2 separate regions of the Homo sapiens genome follow, and region 2 is linked to region 1. Evidence: chromatin loops called from intact Hi-C (ENCODE). Cell type or tissue: IMR-90. All regions are shown on one strand.

Evidence for each region. Peaks named below come from ENCODE experiments on the same cell type or tissue, not always from the same donor. Only the 100,000 strongest peaks of a DNase experiment are listed, where the experiment ranks them.
Region 2: it touches region 1 in a loop (6-fold over the local background); 4 of 110 quality-filtered maps call a loop at or near these places.

What each region holds. Positions count from the first base shown.
Region 1 is chr17:69,602,603-69,610,602 of GRCh38, reverse strand. The region is part of intron 2 of LINC01483 (long intergenic non-protein coding RNA 1483); the gene reads right to left. Among named protein-coding and RNA genes, the nearest start is that of LINC01483, 13 kb to the right of the region's middle. RefSeq lists enhancers at 3,121-3,390, 2,466-3,665. In IMR-90, CTCF peaks have their summits at 887 (motif pointing left) and 3,268; DNase peaks (open chromatin) are centred at 1,692 and 3,242; H3K27ac peaks cover 4,301 bases.
Region 2 is chr17:69,814,895-69,822,894 of GRCh38, reverse strand. The region is part of intron 3 of LINC01483 (long intergenic non-protein coding RNA 1483); the gene reads right to left. Among named protein-coding and RNA genes, the nearest start is that of LINC01497, 140 kb to the left of the region's middle. RefSeq lists a silencer at 4,100-4,300. In IMR-90, no CTCF peak of the experiment used is centred here; a DNase peak (open chromatin) is centred at 3,354; H3K27ac peaks cover 827 bases.

The DNA of each region.
Region 1 (8,000 bases):
TCTGCCTGCCAATGTAATGACAAGCAACCTCAGCAGAAACTCAAAGATAGCAGAATGCAATTCTAATCAGAAAAATGCCCCTAACAGTTCAGTGGCTCACTCCAATCTGTAGCAAGCTCACTCACATAACACTCCACCCAGAGATCTCTGCAGCTGATATGGTTTGGCTCTGTGTCCCCGCCCAAATCTCACTTTGAATTGTAATAATCCTCATGTGTCAAGGGTGGGACCAGGTGGAGGGAATCGGATCATGGTGGCAGTTTCTCCCATGCTGTTCTCGTGATAATGAGTGAGTCTCAAGAGATCCGATGGTTTTATAAGCATCTGGCATTTCCCCTGCTTGCATTCATTCTCTCTGCTGCCACCCTGTGAAGAGATGCCTTCCACCATGATTGTAAGATTCCTGAGGCCTCCGCAGCCATGCAGAACTGAGTCAATTAAACCTCTTTTCTTTATAAATTACCCAGTCTTGGGTATTTCTTCATAGCAGTGTGAGAACAGACTAATACAGCAGCTGTTATCCATCAGCAACATCAGCCTTACTTAGATGGTTAAAAATAAAATGTTGTATTTGGGGTGGGGGTCAGGGTGAATGGGGAAGGCAGTGGCTAGCCCAAGGCATTTTCTTGCTCAAGGAATGATTTTTGAAGATTTACAATTGTTTCTGTTCCTCTTCACTGGTATTTTCACCAGATGGATTTTTTGCTAAATGCCGCAGAGAAAATCATTAGCCAGCTTATATCCCTTGAGTAATGGTATTTAATGGTTTTATGCAGAAAAGTTACATTAATATAAATCAGTGGTCCTCGACAGGTGGCAATCCTTCCCTATCCCAACATTTAGCAAATTCTGGAGACATTTTAGGGGCAGGAAATTCTAGCGGCATCTAGTGGCAAGGGCCAGGGATGCTACTAAATACCCTACAATGCACAAGACAGTCCCCCACAACAAGGAATAATCTGACCAGAGGTAAATCATGCCAAGGGAAGGAAACCCCAGTCACTCCATAATTTAGCTATGAATGCATGTATGCCAAAAGGGGAAGGAGCTATAATGCAATATCAAAAAAAATCACAATGTAGCAAAAAAATTAAGCTAACACGATCTTTGTCATAGAAGAAAACTTGTGACATTGGAATAGGGAGCAAAAAGCCTTTGAAACACAGTAAGGGAACTTGCATTTATAACAGGTCACAAAATTAATTCAAAAGATAACAGTGCCCTGAGCTTGCCAAGTATGCCATCGTGACTGTAGCCTCATGGATTCATAGGCACGCCTGTAAGAATACAGAAATAGGTTTATTTAATCCTGACTTTCTTTTGAGCACTGGCAACAGATGAGTTCTCTGCGCCAAATCCTGCCCATAGAAAGCTAATGGGTGTTGCACGCAGTTATCCAAGAACACAAATTGGCTTTGTGGTTTCTTGTGGCATTTGGCTAGCTGAATCAGAGGAAACAACTAGAAGCTGAGGCAGATGGTTCACAGGCAATATGCTATAATGTCTTCTTACAAATATGTAGTTATGTATTAATAGGTAACCTCTTGGGAAACATGGACAAATATATCATTTTTTGCAATTCTCAGTTTCTAATACAGCTCTGTATGTTGTTGGTGCTCAATACCACTGGTTTCATATTTGTTAACTATCTCATACTCTATTCAAACTCATATCCTCATATCTTTGGAATGTGGAAGCAGACACAAACAAGCAGCTTAGCAAGGAGCACTGACTAAATACCAAGTACTGCATCAAGGGCCAGAAACCCAGTGATAAATAAGATGAGTATGTTGTCCACCATTTCTGAGCCTATTACTCCTCTGAGTTTATTGTGGCCCTTTCTATCTAAGTGAGGCTGAAGGCCACTCCTGTAACAGAAGTAAAAGTTGAAATTCTCAACTCCATGCTTCTTCCGTGAAGCCCTCCATCAGTAACATGCTAACAGGTTGGAAAAAGAGTTGACAAATATGTACACTGGTCAGGTAGAAGAGGAGACATGGTAAAAGAGGAGTAAAGGAGAATGGTATTCTTTCTCAGGTAAAGAAACTATCTTCAACAAACTCCTTTGACAGTAGGCAAGAGGGTGTATAACATGGTATTGAGTGGAGGCAGAAATATTAACCTAAACCAGAGCTACTGGTGCTGAAACAAAGATTCTAGCAATTCTGAGACCAATGGAAAAAAAAAAATTTTATAACCCGTCTGCCAGCCTGTAAGCCTGTTTCCACTTCAGAATTAATTAGTATCAACATTTTACCAGCCAATATGTCTCAAAAAAAAAAAAAATCAACAGTGTGCTCTGCTTTTTTTCTTGTGCAATAAACCCCTAGGGATTACAGATATATTTATACCACATCTTTCAGGACAGTTGGAAATATTAACCAAAAGTACGTACCTAATGATTGTTTTCATTGTAATGCATTTGTATTATTTTCAATGAATGAAATTTATTAAATGACTATATAAATGTGATATGTCTATATATAAAACAAGTTCCATAAGCATACATAAAGCAGAAAATTTTGTCAGACTATTATATTCTGACTTAGGCATGGTCATCTTCCACTTGTAAGATTCGTATCTCCCATACATAAGCTAAATGACTCTGTAGAAGATTATCTGGTCAGAAGATGTGACTAGAAATTCATAAATGTTCTATTTCTATTAAACCTGCCTCACTGACACAGCCCACTTTTGTTCTCTCCTATTCTGCAAGACTTCGAAGGCTGGTTTAACATTCCTGTGTTCTCAGCTATATAATTCTGGTCTTTCCACCAAAGCAGTTTTATTTCCTGACAGTCACTACAGCTTATGAAAGCCAGTGCTATTGGGAAAATATTCCAAATGCACAGGTTATGTGGTTGTGGAAAATAGGCATTAATGGAAAAGGGACTGAAACCAAGTTCTCTTCCGATTGCTATTTTGGAACTTCTGGTTTTTCTGTGGAGCTCCAAGTCAGTGGTGATTGCAAAACCAAAGAGACCAAACAGAATATTCAAAAAGCAAATGACCAGGAGGAGTTTATTTAGAAAATAGATAAATACAAATTGTGCTTTATGGGTTTTCATGTTTATGTCAGAAGGAATGGGTAATGTTGGACAGTCTGAAAGTGATGCTGTGGAATTTCTGTATTTCTCTTTTGTTTCAAATCATTCTCCCTGTATCTGATACTAAACTCTTCAGAAAGGTTTCACAGCTGTGTCCTTTGGGCACAGGGCATGTTCTGACATGCAGAGGATTATCTTGTGCAGCCTGTGGCCGCCAGCGCCACCTAGCTTCTGTATACATTTCCTCAACTCAACAGTTTTCCAAATTGTTCAATTAAATGAGCCAGTCTTCCATGAGAGCTCAGTATCGGTCTCACAGATTTTGAATGATGAAATTGAGGACGCGAGTTGGAACAGCCAAACTGCTCTGAATGGTTGTCAGGTAGAAAGACATGTTCTCTAAGTCTGTGGAACTTTAGGTAGGATTGACAACAATTCTCAATGCATTCATCACCTGCCTGTCTTTTATTTGACAAACCTTTGTGTGCCAAGCAGTTAGATAACGTGCACAGAGACCCAGCTTCTGAATTTTAACCACTATGTTTCAAATTAGGGAGGATTTCTAAGAAGAGAGTCTTTGCTAGGCTCACACTCAGGGACTGCTTCCCAATGAAGGAGATCAGAATATGTCACCCCAAAATATGCCGGCATAAGAATTATTTTGAGCTGGGGGCAATTGAGAAAAAGCAGACACAGAAGAGCTCTGCCGTCCCCCTCTGCTTAAAGCAGGGCATAAACTTCCCCTCGTGAAGGTGTTAAAAGAAAAACTTTAGACAAATTAGATTTAACAATTTAATTAAGCTCATGAATCAAGCAGCTCCCAGAAGCAAAATAGGTTCCCAGCGACTCTTGGGCTGCCACATGGTCAGATAACATTAATCGACAGGAAATGGAAAGTGAGGTTCAAAAAATAGAAGTGAGGTACAGAAACAGCTGGATTGGTTACAGCTCAGCATCTGCCTTATTTAAACGCAGTTTAGACAGTTGGCTGCCTGTGATTGGCTGAAACTCAGCTGCTGTGATTGGCTAAAACTTGGCTACTTGTTTCAAGAATAGGTTACAGTCTATATTTCCACAGCCCCTTGAGTTACAGTTCACTGTATATGGCGAAACCTTAGCTTTAGGCTAAACAAAGGTGTCCCCCACCCTCCCCTATTAGAAAGAGGAGAACAACCCTTATCAGGAGATGGAGATAGCACCAAGATGTGCTGTGTAAGCAAACTTTAGTAAATAACTCTTGTTTATTATTGCTTTTCCTCATAAATTTACCTTCCCACCATTCACCACCCCTGGAAGCCCAAACCCTCTTTCCTCTGTCATAGTCGCTTCTCCCCAGGTTATCATCCTTTGCTAAAATGTTATAGATGCCCTCCAGTTTACCTGCTTTTTGGGGGGTTTTCACCTCTTTTCTATGAAAACCCTGCCCACATAAGAATATTAACATCACATACAATGTGTACAATTTTCTTCCATTCATCTATCTTTGTCAGTTTAACTTGCAGGCCCACCCTCAGAATATAAGAAAGTAAAGAAAAACTTTTACCTCCCATACATTTAGAGTCAGTGAATGATTGATTACTAAACAGAAGAAAAGTTAGAAAATCTAGGGAAAATGTCATGAGGTCATTCGCTCTGTCTCAGAATGTCCTTCATTGTTCTGATGTCACCTTTGAATGGAGTTTATGATTCTTATCTCCTTAAAAGATAACAGAGATCTCATCCAAAGAATCATATGCTTCTCTCTTTGGGCTAACTTATGACTATAATGTGAGAAACAGAGGAGCACAGAATCATGGGTCAGGCTCATTCTTTGTAGATGAGACCAATTGCTTGAGGGCATGATTCGGTATACTTTAGAGGCAGTGGGTGTTTGAAATATATAAATGAAATCGACACAGATAAATAGAGCAGTTCGACAAATAGCCTGCTTGGATTGTCTAGAAGCCCTTATCGTTTTGTTTTATTTTGAAAGCCAGGACAATATGATTACCAACTATTAGTTTAATGACGAAATCTTCCAGATGGTTATGATGATTAGAATGATCAAGAAATTAGAAGCTGTTCAATCCTCATAGGAAGGCTTCAGTGGAATAGACTCCCTGCTGCCTCCTGTAGACTTGGACTTATTTAAGGAAAACCCTACAATGACTAGTTTCCAGTTGTAGAAATTGGAAGAAGAAAGAAATAGCACCTGCAAGCCTAAAAGTTCTCTTCCTTCCAATGAAAAAGGAGCTTAAACCTGTCCAAAGTCATGTATGTTACCTCGGCAAGTAAAATTTTATCATTCTGTGTACTGAGTGAGTCTTCTTCCCCTCCCAAGAGGCTTTAACTATAGAACCTTTAGGTTTTTTTTGTTTGTTTTTTAAGAAGGGGGTCTAGCAACAACCTCAAGTTCCAGGACAGTCATTCTTTACTGACAAAGGAAGCAAAGATGAAAGTCCAATTAAAAGCCCATGAAATTTCCATCATGTTTCTTTGAATTGAGTTTGGAGTCTTTGGAATTCTCAAAATAATTCACATGAAGATCTCAGATGCCAATGTATTTTCTGACTCCCTTCAAGGTAGCCATATGAGGAAAGGCAATGAGTTTTATACCAGCATTTGCTGACAGTAAAATATAATGAAAAACATTTATTTGTAATAATGTAGACCACATTCTAACTGCCATTTAATGTAACCACACTATATTTCATAAGGTTTCAATTTAGCATAGCTAATCACAGGGCCAGTTCTACTCTGATGTAGACCTTTTGCATTCTGCCTGAGAAAAATCTACTAAAGTGCTGCTTAGGAGAGAGACCCAGCCAAAGTCACATTTGGAATTAAACACGTTAGAGTTTTAAACTTTTTGAAATTTATAAATGATAAAACAGAGAATTTTTTTAAAAAAATTATTGTTAAATATAAACCATTAGCAAAGGTAAATGTTTGTTACTATATGTACTGGGTTAATTGGTGGCCCACAACAAAATATATGTCTACCCAGAACCTATAGAGGGGACCCTATTTGGGGAAAGGGTCTTTGCAGATGTAATTAAGAATCTCAAGATGAGATCATCGTAGATTAGAGTGGTCCTAAGTGCAAAGACAATGTCCTTATAAGAAGAGGAGAAAACACAGACACAGAGAACGAGGCCATTGAAGACCAAGAGAAAGACAGAAATGGTACTGCCACAAGCCAAAAATCACCTGGAGCCACCAGAAGCTGGAAGATGCAGGGAAGGACCTTCCTCCAGCACCTTTAGAGGAAGCGTGGCCCTGCCAACACCTTGATTTCAGACTTCTGGCCTCCAGAACTGTGAGAGAATAGATTTCTTTCTTTTTTTTTTTTTTTTCATTATACTTTAAGTCCTAGGGTACATGTGCAAAACGTGCAGGTTTGTTACATATGTATACATGTGTCATCTTGGTGTGCTGCACCCATTAACTCGTCATTTACATTAGGTATATCTCCTAATGCTATCCCTCCCCCCTCCCCCCACCCCATGACAGGCCCCAGTGTGTGATGTTCCCCACCTTGTGTCCTTTTAAGCCACCACATTTGTGGTCATTTGTTACAGTTGCCCTGGGAAACTAACACAGTACATTCAAATATCACAACAAAAAAATCAATTAAGAGGAATGAATGTTTAAAAACAAATCCTGGCCAGGTGCGGTGGCTCACGCCTGTAATCCCAGCATTTTGGGAGGCCGAGGCAGGTGGATCACGAGGTCAGGAGTTCAGGAGCAGCCTGGCCAACATGGTGAAACCCTGTCTCTATTAAAAATACAAAAATTAGCCGGGTGTGGTAGTGTGCACCTATAGTCTCAGCTACTTGGGAGGCTGAGGCAGGAGAATTGCTTGAACCTGGGAGGCAGAGGTTGCAGTGAGCCGAGATCGCATCACTGCACTCCAGCCTGGGAGACAGAGCAAGACTCTGTCTCAAAAAAAAAAAAAAAATCTTCTCCACCAATCAGTGGAGGAAGCCTTTCCTCACATCCATCCTCCACATCTACCAGCATGGGAAGCTGCAATGAGAAAGTTTACATCTTTTAAAGCAGTTAAAATTTAGAAGTATAAGAATCAACGAAACTATAGAAAGTACTATTGACTCACCATTTCCTAAACATGTCTTGTTCTGTTACATTTCCATAACTTTGCAAATACTGTTCTCTTAGCCCGGGATGCCTTTTTCTACCTAGGAAATCTCTGCATACCCTTCGAGATGGGGGACAAGTGCTGTCACCACTTCCACAAAGCTACGTTCTACACACACACACACACACACACACACACACTCACACACGAGGCTACCACTTTATTCTGGCTTCTACAACATTTTTTACTCACCTCTAGTACAACACACATTACAATGCTTTGTGGTTTTTGGTTTATGGAACTGTCTCCCCCACTAGACTGTGAGGTTTACACGTGCAACACTATGACCTACTTATTCTCAACCCCTCTATATATGGTCTCCAATCATTCAGTAGTCTAGCCTGAATTTCCTTACCGCATAGTGGCTAGGTTTCAAGGCCTAAGAAGCAGAAGCTGCCAGTTATCCTAAGGCCTAAATGCCAAAGTCCTAGAAAGTCATTTCTATTTTATTCTATTATGCAAAGCAAGTTATGAAGGTATTCTATATGAAGGGGTGGGGACATAATTTCCTCTTCTTAATCTGAGACACTGCAGGCATGTACAGAGATGGGAGGAATTGTTGGTGGCCATATTTAGAGACTGACCTACCTCACCTGAATTCTAATCCCAGCTCTGTCTCTTACTATGACCTTAGCCACAGATACATAATCTCTATGCCTTTACATGCTCTCCTATAAAACTAGGATAATACTATCTAGTTGAAAAGACTGTTAAAAAGACTAAAGGAGATATTATAATTTACTTAGTGTGGTTCTTTACACACAGTAACCTTCTAACAAATGATAACTATTTTTTCTCTTATAAAAAGGGGTGTG
Region 2 (8,000 bases), 210 kb before region 1:
AGAAAAAAATGTGGCTTTAATGGCAACCAAAAATATCAAGTCCAAAGACTACACTAGTGTTACAGGATTCTTGGGGTGTCAATTTTTGGCCAGAAACCTCTGTGGCCAGTGGCACCTTGGCCCGGGTTTTTCTCGGGCCTGCTGGGTTCGTTCTGCCCACTTAGCCTGGTGGGCTGCGCTTAGCTCATGCTACCAGTCTGGATCCCACGCCTGCCAAGGGCAAGTCAACCACAGAGCGGCGAGGGGTGTGTGAGTGAGCATGGACTCTGGCCACTGCATAATCAGACATGCCAGGTGCTGCAGTGGGGTGGGCAGCTCCAGGTGCTGGCATGGGTGCCAGCTCTCTGTGAGGCTGTGGCTGGATCAGACACACTGCAAGCAGCTTCCACAGCTAGCACTGGGGAACGTGGTGGTGCACAGAAGCTTGGAGATGCCAGGAACCACAGGATTCCAAAGAGGGAGTCACAGCTCTGGGGAGTTCCCAGATCTGGGCTCCCCAAAGGGCTGCAGCTCTTCTTTCCTTCTCTTTACCCACAATGTGGTAAGCAAGGGACATGTTTCAACCCTGTTTGTGTTATAGCTCCTTTAGCCCCACCATTCAATGGGTTCTGAGTTCTTGTCCTGTGACCATGAAGAATGAGGTACACAGAGAAGTGGAGGGTGATCAAGGTGAAGAGGACCATGTTGAGTGATAGAAGAGCTCAGTGGAGACCTGCAGTGGGTAGCTCCTTTCTGCAGCCAGGGTGTCCCAAAAAGTGTTCGGCTCCTAGCAGAGAAGAGACCCTGAAGTGAGAAGCTCCTCTCTGCAGGCAGGTCATCCTGTCATCTCTGCAGCTCTCAGCAGAGAGGAGGCCCTGGAGAGGGTAGCTCCTCTCTGCAGCTGGTTGTCCTGACATCTCTGCAGCTCTCAGCAGAGAGGAGGCCCTAGAATGGGTAGCTCCTCCCTGCAGCTGATCATCCCAATGTCTGATGAGGTCTATCTGAGCCTGGAGCTTTTATGGGCCTTAGATGTGAGGAAGTGCATGCCAGTTGGTCCATGAACGGCCATGGGCAGGCCCAGAAAAGGTACCACAAGTTCCTACTCCAGTCTGCAGGACTGGCAACCCAGGCACCAGCCTTGAGGCCCTCCCTGGCCTGAAGGTGAGGCCTCACCAGGGACCCAGCCCCTTCCACCCAGAAACCTGTTAGCCTCCTGCTGCTGTTCATGGTGCCCAGGCTGTAGGTGCCAAGGGGTGCCTGAAGGCCAGCACCAAGCTGCTCTCAGTTTCCCCTAAGCTTCCTCCCATGCCCATTGGTGCCCAAAGTTGGCACCGTTGGGCCAAGGTGCCAGGGAGCTGGTGTGTCAGCACTGCCCTGTGTGTGCACACCTAGCCAGGCTGCAACAGTGCCTGAGTACAGCCTCGACTTTGCTTCAGAATCGGAGTGGATGCCAACAGCAGGGAGAAGCCAGGCAGTGGGAGCAGGCACTTCTGAGCCTGCAAGTGAAGGGGGGCTTTCCCAGGCCCCCAAGAGTGCAAAGATACCTGGGTTCACAGTCATGGTTTGGGCAGGTGCCACTGTGCAGGAGTGAGGCGGTGGGTGGCTAGAGTCGGACTCCTGCCTGCTCCGTGGAGGTGGAGGCCTGGGTCTACAGCCATGACTTGGGTGGCTGCAGCTGCACCTGGGAGGGTGGGCCTCCTGCCTGCTTCTGGGCCCCAGGAGCACAGAAATGCCTGGGTCTGCAGCTGTGGCTTGGGCAGCTGAAGCAGCACCTTGGGAGCCTCTGCCCTAACACAGAAGGGGCGGGGCTTTGCTTGTTTCCAGCTACCACTGGCTCCATAGACTATGCAGCCAGGCCGCACCTCCCTGCTGCAGCTGGCATGGTGGCAGCAGCTGCTCCAGATGGCCTGCCACTGTCATCACTAGAGTTTTATGTAATGGCACTTACGAGGTTATGATTTGTTTCAGGAGTTTTCTAGGAGTTGAGGTTCCCATCAGAAAACTCAGAGGCCAATAGACCTTCAGCCTTTCCAAATCCTGACTCGGTGCATCAAAGCACACGTCCAAGCAGGCTCTACCCAGCCTTCTCTTCACAAACTCTGCAGATGAATGAGTAGTATGAAGGGGAAAGAAATAAAAGGACCCGAAGTTAGGTTTATACAGTGCATGTCCAGGAGTCTACTTAGGCAGTATTAAAGGCACTGTAGTCCAGTTTTCTCAAATCCCATACTCATTCTACAACTGGCTATCTACGTAACCTCAGAAAAGTTCCCTAAGCCTCCATTTTCTCATCGGAGAAATGAGGACAATAATGTTGTTCCATTAGAGTTCCTACAAAGATTAAATGTGACCACTGATACAAAGAGTAGAGGCTTGCTCCATCAAGGCTTCTCAATACATGTTAGCTGTTATTACCAGTACCACTAGGCAGAGAAGGAGGATACAAAAGTAGTAAAACAGAGTCCTTGCAATTCATTAAGGAAAATAAAACATTCATATAAAATAATTTTATGGCCAATAGAGGTAAGTCACCATAGGACTCAGCGATATCAAACCAAAAAGGTAGGAATGAATAAGTGGAATGTTTAGGATTTCCAAGTAGTGACATTTGGTCATATAAATAGAAAAATAAAGAAGTTCACTCAACACATAATATAAATTATTCACCAAGTCACCCAAGAAGACCATAGATATTCAATAATGTCAATTACCTCTACATCTATGTTCCAGTTACTATAAGTGGTTTCATAGACTATCTTACAGGAGAAGAAAACAGGTTTGGGGATAGAATGAGTTGATACACAACAGTATTTTCTGTGAAATAACTATTAACTTGGTAGCAGCGGGATTTCTCTGTGACCTTGGTTGCTTGCAATGCATGAAGAACAGGAAGTTAATTAGCAAATGAGGCAGAGAAAAAACCATATACTGATTTTCTTTTCTACATGTGCTCAAAGGTTAGTAGGAGAGGGGAGAAAATGGACTGACAGTCCCGTGATGGTGAGCCAGACCACTCAGCCTTTGCTGTTTGGAGCAGCAGCTGTGGCACAGAGTGAGCAGCCTGTCACCAGAAGAATGCAGCAATTCCTGGGCATAGAAAAAATGTTGTGAAAGTCTCTTTAAGGGAAAATGTACACCCAGCCATTGAAAAAAAAAATGGAAACAAAACATAAATAGATTCAGAAGTGTGGTATTTTGATTGCTGAAGTTTAGGAAATGTGGAAAATAAGAAAATGGAGATGAAATTAAAACTGAAGCAAATTATCCTTTTTAATTTATCCATATACAGAAATTAGATGCTGGTGGACTCCCAGGGAAAGTTCAGATTCCCACAAATGATTCAGAGTTTGGTTTTAAGTAGCAGCCGATAAAAAGGAGCCATGTGGCTATTTTGGTGTTCGTGGTTAAGGGAGGCTTCAGGGCTACAAAACAGTCCAGTTTTTAAACCACTTTAAAATAAATAATAGAAAATGACTTTACCAACTTACCCAAATCTGTTGACATTGTTTCAGAATTCCTTAAATATCTGTGTGTAAGAAAATTCTTGTGAACTTAAAGTGACGCTTTTAATAGTATTAGTTATTTTTTGTTAAAGTGCCCAGGGACCTTGATTGCCTGTGAGATCCAAAGACTTACAATGGGCTATCCTTTCAGTAGAATCAGGAAAATCACCATTTTAAGAAGAAATTGAATTTTTCCACCTTAAAAATTCATGTACTAAATTGCATTTACAGAGATTTGAAGAGTGTTGTTCTACTGCATGTAGAAAGCCACGCAAATGATTTTGCTGCCTTAACTATTTGCCATCTCTAAGCAGTTTCACAAGGAGATTGACCTGGGATACACACCCACTCACCTGGCAGAACTCTGAATGGGGGTACTTACAGAAGGCAGCTACTATAAAAATGTTGGATTTAAACTGTTACATGTAAATAAGAAAAAGAAAAAAATGAAAATATTTTCAAATGTACTAGAAAATGAAAGTTCTGAGTGCACTAAGCTAGCTTCTTAAAAAGTTGTTTTGGTAAACAGTAATTTCAAAAGAGGCTTGAGGAGGTCCATACCATATCCCACCTCTAGAATTGCAGGATCCTCCCAAGTCAATAGGGTTCACTCGCTCGGTAAGGTATCTGGAGTCAGGACACACAGGAATCAGCCTGCTGTTCTCTTTTTCATCTCAAGGAAAGCGAAGAAAGTGCAAAGTTATTTCACTAGTCCCTGGAAGCATGCCCACATTTTTACGGAAACATCTTTAGACACGAGTCTCCAAAAAGATAAGAAGTTCTTATGCATGACTCTTCTCCACTCCTTTATCCCACTCTGAATGTGTACATTTGGAAATGATTGAAAATATGCCACAAATGTGTTTTTGACCTGGATGTCTTTGAGTTGAGGCATCCCTCCTTTGAACAAGTGCCTAAGACACGGGTTGAGCACTGTGGGTAAATGTAAATATAAATACACACTGTCCATGCATATTATGTAACATTTACATTTACCTATGGGAACCAGATGAGAGGGCAGACTGAGGATCTTAAAAGGAGATACTTCTTGGAGACAATGACTTCATAAAGAATATGTGAAGGAAATATCACAGGCAGGATAACAAATTTTGTACTTCAGAAGCCTGATGTCAATCAGCCTTAATTAAATCAAGACCTCAGGATTTCTGATGTTTCTGTGAATGAGTGAGCAGTAGATATGTTTTAAATATTGTAAAAAGGTTCCTTAAATAAAGACTTTTATGTCAGTTCAAGGCATGAAAAAGATTCAGGATATATCCAAGGACAGTTTTCCCAGTGGGACATACCACATCAATCTTTTATTGTTTCATGTCAACCTGTCTTCTTTTTTGTTTTGTTTGGTTTTATTATTATACTTTAAGTTTTAGGGTACATGTGCACAATGTGCAGGTTAGTTACATATGTATACATGTGCCATGCTGGTGTGCTGCACCCATTAACTTGTCATTTAGCATTAGGTATATCTCCTAAAGCTATCCCTCCCCCCTCCCCCCACCCCACAACAGTCCCCAGAGTGTAATATTCCCCTTCCTGTGTCCATGTGTTCTCATTGTTCAATTCCCACCTATGAGTGAGAATATGCAGTGTTTGGTTTTTTGTCCTTGCAATAGTTTACTGAGAATGATGATTTCCAATTTCATCCATGTCCCTACAAAGGACATGAACTCATCATTTTTTATGGCTGCATAGTATTCCATGGTGTATATATGCCACATTTTCTTAATCCAGTCTATCATTGTTGGACATTTGGGTTGGTTCTGTCTTCTTATAAATATTGGTAAATAGTTAACTGAGACTCAGAAATAAAAGAAAAAATATCAAAATATAAGATTACAGGCTATGTTCTAGAAATGCCACATCAAAACCATAGACAAAGCCAGCTTTACAGCTGTGAAATCATACTTAAAAAATACTTTATTTTAGTCACCAAACTCACAGATAACTATGATAATTTTGTGTAAATAGTCAATGAACACATAAGTCACCTCTATTGACTCAAGTTTATTTCCCAATTTCCATCGGAGCAATGGATGGATGATATGTGCTTAATATTTGTTAATTGTGATTGAGTTTGATTAACAAGATAAAATAGCGATTGAAAGTGAAGTTATTTTTTGTCTGCACCCATCAACTACCCATTCTCCAACTGACTTTATATGATCAAAAATATGTAAAATGTGAATCTCAGTTAAAATTGAACATAAGGTCAGGCGCCGTGGCTCACACTGTAATCCCAGCACTTTTGGAGGCCGAGGTGGGTGGATTGCTTGAGCCCAGGAGTTCAAGACCAGCCTGGACAACATGGCGAAACCCCATCTCTACAAAAAATACAAAAATTGTGCAGGCATGGTGGTATGCACCTGTGGTCCCAGTTATTCAGGAGGCTGAGGTGGGAGGATCTCTTGAGCACAGGAGGCGGAGGTTGCAGTGAGCGACGTCACACCATTGCACTCCAGCCTGGACAATGAGAGTGAAACCATGTCTCAAAAAAAAAAAAAAAAAGGAACATATTTTCCCATCCAAACATTAGCCCTCTGCCAAACTTAGAAGAAAGTGCATCTTATTCTTCTACTATAGTCTCCAAAGGCAGCCGCAAGATTATAGTTCTGAATGTAGACAGAACTGAGAACATTGTGTTCACTTTTCTGTTCTCTTCATAATCATTGCAACAGGGATAGTTATCAGTGAGAAATAGCTGGACAATCAAATGACAGTAATCACAAGAGTGTAAACAAATCAAGGAAGGCAGGAGGGTGGGGAATGAAAAATGAGGTTTTTTCTTTCAGGGAGTTCATGCACTTTTTGAACATCAGTTGAGTTTAAATAAGTGGATTAACAGGACACCAAAGATAAAACCTTGAAGATTGCTAAGGTCTCAAATAATGTCTCAGGTCACACACGGATAGAATCAGCAGGAGAAAATTTAATCATATATAATAGTTAAATTTTCTGTGTGTGTGCATGCGTGTGTGTGTGTCTGTGTGTCAAGTCAACACCAAATCTCAAAGAAATTTCTATGACTTCCCTTTCAGAAAATTTCTTACCACCTTTCTTCTATGAAGTGTTAAAATCAGTATTGTCTAAATAATTTTATTCCAAAGAAAATTGGTTCTTTGGATTGAAATCAATTGGGGACACACCAGTTCCCTGAATATCAAGACAATTTTGGCTAAAATGGGAAAGATCACCTATTATTTTTATGTAACTAACCAAAGAAACAGGTGGATGATTATGAAAATATCAGTAGCATCCAAGAAAAATAATAATCCAACATTTTAAAAGAAAGCCCAAGGAAATTCTGACACCTGAGTGCACGTCATGCGCAAACTCTATTTCCCCTTCTGCCTATCTGCATTGACATTTTACTTCACTTTCAAAGGCCCCATGTCTTTCCTCTATAGCACAACCAAAGCACCAAAGTTCATTTGCCTTCTAAATATTTCAAATTTACATTTCAACAAACGAAAACCATCAACAGAGTGAAAAGACAACCTACATAATGGGAGAAAATATTTGCAAACCATACATCTCGTAGTGGAATGAATCTCCAAAATGTCATATATGTAACTCCTACAATTCAACAGAAAAAAAGAAACCTAATAACCAGAATTTTTTGAGGAGCTAAGGGCTTGACTAGATAGTTCTCTGGAGAAGACATATTAATGCCAACAAATATATGAAAAATGCATATCAAAAGCACAATGAGATATCCTCGCACATCTGTCAGGATGGCTATTATCAGTAAAACAAAAGACAACCAGTGTTGGACGAAGATGTAGAAAAATTGGAACCTTTCCACACTATTGGCGGGATTACAAAATGGTGCAGCTGCTATGGAAAACAGTGTAGAAGTTCCCCCCTTAAAACAAAAATAGCACTACTATATAATTCAGCAATCCCAGTTCTGGATATTTATCAAAAATAATTAAATTACAATGTGGAAAAAATATTAGCACTTTTATGTTTATCGAGCACTACCTCATAGTAGTCAACATTGGAAATGACCTAAATGTCTTTTTTTTTTTTTTTTTTTTTTTTTGAGATGGAGTTTCACTCTGTTGCCCAGGCTGGAGTGCAGTGGAACGATCTCGGCTCACTGCAAGCTCCGCCTCCCGGGTTCATGTCATTCTCCTGCCTCAGCCTCCCGAGTAGCTGGGACTACAGGCACCCACCACCGTGCCCGGCTAATTTTGTTTTTGTATTTTTAGTAGAGATGGGGTTTCACCGTGTCAGCCAGGATGGTCTCTATCTCCTGACCTCCTGATCCACCCACCTCGGCCTCCCAAAGTGCTGGGATTACAGGCATGAGCTGCCACCTCCCGGCCCCTAAATGTCTTGAGAGATGAAAGGCAGATAAAGAAATGTGGTATATACATACAATGCAATATGATGCAGCCTTAGAGAAAAGAAGAAAATTCTGCAAAGACAACATAGTTGAACTTTTATGAAATAGGCCATCCACAGAAAGACGCATACTGCATGATTCCATTTCTATGA